Regions from separate parts of the Homo sapiens genome. Here region 1 is linked to region 2. Evidence: read pairs that join two places in POLR2A ChIA-PET (ENCODE). Cell type or tissue: HepG2. All regions are shown on one strand. Region 1 has its middle 60 kb from the start of RPRD1B. Region 2 overlaps TGM2 (transglutaminase 2).

What was found. Peaks named below come from ENCODE experiments on the same cell type or tissue, not always from the same donor. Only the 100,000 strongest peaks of a DNase experiment are listed, where the experiment ranks them.
Region 1: POLR2A ChIA-PET joins it to region 2 with 17 read pairs; 10 of 35 experiments call an interaction of 5 or more read pairs at or near these places.

The regions. Positions count from the first base shown.
Region 1 is chr20:38,092,514-38,095,013 of GRCh38, reverse strand. No RefSeq gene overlaps it. Among named protein-coding and RNA genes, the nearest start is that of RPRD1B, 60 kb to the right of the region's middle. RefSeq lists a silencer at 1,813-2,107. In HepG2, no CTCF peak of the experiment used is centred here; DNase peaks (open chromatin) are centred at 513 and 1,073.
Region 2 is chr20:38,142,316-38,144,815 of GRCh38, reverse strand. The region is part of intron 6 of TGM2 (transglutaminase 2); the gene reads left to right. Among named protein-coding and RNA genes, the nearest start is that of TGM2, 22 kb to the left of the region's middle. RefSeq lists enhancers at 1,243-1,911, 1,912-2,500. In HepG2, no CTCF peak of the experiment used is centred here; DNase peaks (open chromatin) are centred at 565, 915 and 1,315; H3K4me3 peaks cover 715 bases.

The sequences.
Region 1 (2,500 bases), 50 kb after region 2:
CTCCCACTAGGGAGATGCCAAACACACCAATGGCCCTTTTCAAATAATTCTCATCCCAAATCCTCTTCCTTTACCTCTTAACTCCTGACTCTTTTCATACCCTTAAAGTGGGTGAGGGGGGTTGAGGATGACAGGTTTTTGACCACTCTGTTGTAAATGCTGCAGATGGTCTAGCCATGTGGTCTCTATTACTCCTTCCAGCAGACATCTATTTTAATCTTGTTACATGTGTTTATAAATACCTGCATTCATTATTTAACATAGTAACAGCCACCACTGAGTCCCTAATTTGTACCAAAGCACTAGGCCCTTTTTACAAACATCTCAGTTATTAACAAGTATGTTGGTAACTACTTTCTTTCCTAAGAATTTGTATAGTGAGTATTTTAAAATCTATGGAGTACATTATTCAGGTACTGAGTTTATTAAGATTCTCAGTAGGAAGAAATATTCTGAAAACCTAGTCACAGGACTTCAGAGGTTACGTAATCAACCCTACTCATTTCCTGTAAGAAGCAGCTGAGGTCCCCAAGGGCTGAGTGACTTGCCCAAGGTCATCATAGTGAGAGGAGATGAGAAGATATGAGTTTTCACTCATCACAGCTGCCTCTTATTCACAAAAAATACTAGATAAATGGCCTGCTAATTTTAATATTTATCAAACCAATGGTAGAAATGAATTTTTAATGCAAAATAACTATTTGAGTCTAAAAAAAGTGAACACACTGGGCTTTCAACACTACATAAAGCTGTATGAATCCCAACCTACTGTACAGGAGAATGGATTCTTAATTGAATCTGTGCCTCAGAGTGGAAGCATGATTTTTAAATGGAAAATCCTACAGAGGTAGCAGTGAGCGATGAGCTTTAGCCAGATGAATTATTCCAGGAGAAAGTAAAAGAGGAAACCATGCTAGCAAATGGCTTTTTCTTAAAGATCCCAAATAAACCAAATATGAATTTTGTGCAGTGAACTACTGTGTTTACTCCCATCTTCCCGGTCGTGGCACTGTCTCCTGTGCCCCGATCTTTAGACTATGGTCTCCAGGGTTTCCTATGTATACACAGCACAATGGTGATACTATTCATTTCTCTAACAAATAGTACTGCGTGCCCAGGATATACCATCCAGAGTTCTCAGACTTCAGTCCCATATGCTTCTTATGCAGCACAACAATCGTAGCTTTTAGGGCTCGCAGAAAACCTAGAGATAATTTAGTCCAATACTACATTTTGCAGGTAAGAAAGCTGAGGCTGGCTGTGGTGGCTCATGCCTACAATCCTAGCACTTTGGGAGGTCAAGGCGGGAGGATTGCTTGAGCCCAAGAATTCGAGACAAGCCTAGACAACATAGTGAGTCCCTATCTCTAAAAAAAGTCAAGAAAAGAAAAAAATTGGCCAGGCGTGGGTAGATGCCTGTAGTCCTAGCTCCTTGAGAGGCTGAGATAGGAGGATAGCTTGAGACGAGGAGATTGAGGCTGCAGTGAGCTAAGGTTGCACCAGCCTGGGCAAGAGTTAGATCCTGTCTCAAAAAGAAAAAAAAAAAAAAAAAAAAAAAAAAGAAAGAAAAAACTGAGGCCCAGAGAGGAAAATACCTTGCCCAGGAAGGTGACACAGAGAGTTAATGGCTCTAGTCACAAAGGATAAGCATTTTGACAGATTCATGGACTCTTGGGTAGCTCCATCTTCAGCTCTGAAGACCTCAAAGTCATTTTGTAGCCTGAAGTGCTAATTAAACCAGAAGAATCATGGACTTACTATTTATAGGGAGGAGTGAAGAAATTAGACCATGAAATCTGGGGACACAGAAGGAGATCTTGTCTCTTGAGATTCACATGTAACATCCAACTTTCATATTTTAACAGAACTTGGGTAATGCAGTCTCAATTTTCCTAATACTGGACTTATCTGGGTTGCAGTCTTGATGAACCACACCTACTACAGAGGTTTTTGCACCATAAGATAACCCCACTTCTTCTGGCAGATGCTGCCATTACCCAGTGGACAGGTTTATGATCCTTCCAAACATATCACTTGCTTCAAAAGGACCTAATTCAAAATCATTTTTGTTATTTTGAGAGCTTTAACCAGCAATACACAGTCAATATGCTTTCACTCCATGTACAAGTGAAAAGGACAAAGCAAAGCCATGACTGTTTTTAAGAGACATACCACTTGGGTTCGCAATTATCTCACATTTTTCGTCTTTTTACTGTTCAGCGTGGCTTTCCGTGTACTGCCAAAATCAAATCGCTCTCAGGAGGCCTACTGGTGTGAACAAAGGCGCTAAAATCAAAGAACTTCCAAGTTTTAATCTGTCAGAGATTGGCTGTGAAGTATGGGGGAAGAGTCATTTAATCTCTCTCCATCAGTTCCCACTTCTGTACAATGAGGGTAAAACTATGGCGGCACCTCTCATGGGTACTGTGTGGACTGCCTAATTAAAGCTAATTAAGCCCCTGGAAAGAACCAGAAAATACTACGTAAATGCTGAGTATTT
Region 2 (2,500 bases):
AGAAAAGGGCTGTCTGACCACTGTGGCCGTGGAGTTCACGTGGGGAGCCAATGGTGAATTGGCCCATGAACTCTGGAGCTGGACTGCCTGGGTTTGAATCCAGCTCTGCCACTAACCCCTGGGTGGACTTGGGCAAGAGAATTGATGCCTCCAAGCCTCAATTTCCTCATCTATAAAATGGAGACAATGGTGACTGATCTCATTCATAGGAAGCTCTTAATACCAGGGAGAGATCACTTAGCACAGTCTCTGGCTCCGGTTAGGCTTGGGTTTGGGGATTTCCAGGGGAGCCTGGCATTCCAGCTTTCTTAGCCGGATCCCTCACTGTACTTCCTCAATGTCCATGAATCAGCCAGCACTGATGGACGACGTTTGCCGTAACGGGCACCATGACACACTGTGCTGTTCCCGAGCACCCCCTCAATGCTTGCTCTGGGAATGGGCAGACAAGGCTGTGCCCACACCCGCGGCCTCTCTCTGAATCACCACAAATCCCCACAAGCTGCTATTATTAGCTTGTCTTACTGAGGAGGAAATGGAGGCTCAGAGAGGGGAGTGGCTTGCCCAAGGTCATACAGCTGGTGAGCAGCAGGGTCAGTCTCTGATCCAGGTGTGCACGGTGCTGGGGCAGCCTCCTGTTAGACTGATGAGGAGGCCTCCCGGGACACCACCCCTGGGGCAAGAGTGGCACTTGGCTCCCTGGAAAGCAGAGACAGACCTCCCCCGTCCTCCGGTCTGTCCTCAGGCCCACTGCATGGTGGGATAAGACCTGTGGTTAGGACACCAGCCTTCACTGAGGGCAGCCTTAGGGCTGAGCCCTGCCCAGGCCTCAGGGGGACAGAAACCAGGCAAGAGGGGGAGGTCATAGCTGTTCCTTCCTCCTTCCTCGAAGCTCCTACAAATCTCCTGGCAGGAATCCAGGGCCAACCAGTAAGCTCTTACCCTGGCCTATCGATGGTGGCCCCAGGGCAAAGGTCGCATCCCTTCTCCCCCACTCCCAAACTCAACTTCAATCAAAACTAAAAGTAAAACAAAAGTCCCACAGATTACCTTATTACGCCTAATCTTGTTTCTCTTCATTTTTTAGATATTTTTTTCTGGGAATCTGTTACTTTTACAATACACATAAAAAGCACATTTTTAAAATGAGAGAGTAAAAGCACCCATAATTCCGTCTGCCAGGAGCACCCAGTGGGCCGTGTGGGTGAGATCCACACCGGGATTTTCCTCCCTCCCCTGTGCTCCTCGCCTCTCTGAGCTGAGCTCAGCTTGCAGATGCCAGTCAATGTCCTGTTGCTGTTTAACCTGTCATTGCAACATCAGCCCCTTTCCCAGCAAACAGGGCGTTGGCAGGTATGCAGGGCCCTCCCTCCGGACAAGTCTGAGGACCCTGATCTGTGCTGCGACCTATTTATAGGGCCACGTGCATCCGTGTTCTTGTACATTGGGAATGATGATGAGTCCTCAGTGGCATCACTAATGCACAAAGAGATGGAACCAAGGCCCAGAGACATGAAGGGACTGGTCCCAGGTCACACAGCTGAAAGCAGCTGGGTCTCCCGACCTCTGTGCCCTCCTCTGCCTGTTCTGCTGTTTGAGTCTTTAAGTCCCTATCTTGGGGAGAGTCAGTCATTCAATCACTCCTTCCCTCCCTCCCTCTTTCCTCTCCTCTCTCCTTCCTCCACTCCTTCATCCCATTTGACAAAATAGTCAATGACAGGCCTGTGCTGGGCTCCAGGATCTAACATAAGACAGATCCCTCACTGGCCTTGGAGGACTAATTAAAGAATCCCTCACATGCCTGTACACTGGAAGGATGAAGGATCTCCAGCCGTGCTATGAATGCAAATGATGGGGCAACCTGAACCTGGCAGGCAGCCTTCCAGGCAGAGGGAATTGCAGACACCGATGCCTTGAAGCTGGCAGAGGCAGAGCATGCTGGAGGCCAGTGTGGAGGAGCACAGCGTGCGAGGAGGGGTTCAGGGGCCAGACCCTGCAGGGCCAAGGGCCATGGCCAGGGCACTGGCCTTGACCTCAAGGGCCATGGGGAACCAAGGACAATTGATCACAGGAGTGGTGACATCAGATTTGTACTTTATTTCATTTTGAGATGGAGTCTCACTCTGTCGCCCAGGCTGGAGTGCAGTGGTGCAATCTTGGCTCACCACAACCTCCGCCTCCCAGGTTCAAGCAATTCTCCTGCCTCAGCCTCCTCCTGAGTAGCTGGGATTACAGGCGTGCACCACCATGCCTGGCTAATTTTTGTATTTTTAGTAGAGACGGGGTTTCACCATATTGGCCAGGCTGGTCTCAAACTCTTGACCTCAGGCCCCCCTCGGCCTCTCAAAGTGCTGGGATTATAGGCGTGAGCCACCACGCCTGGCCGGGGTTTGTATTTTAGAGTCTCCTTCTGGCAACTGTGATGTGAGGGGCATAGAATGGACATGGGGTGACCAGAGAGGTGGGCGCCATTGTCCCGGCAGGAAGGGCTGGCTCATGT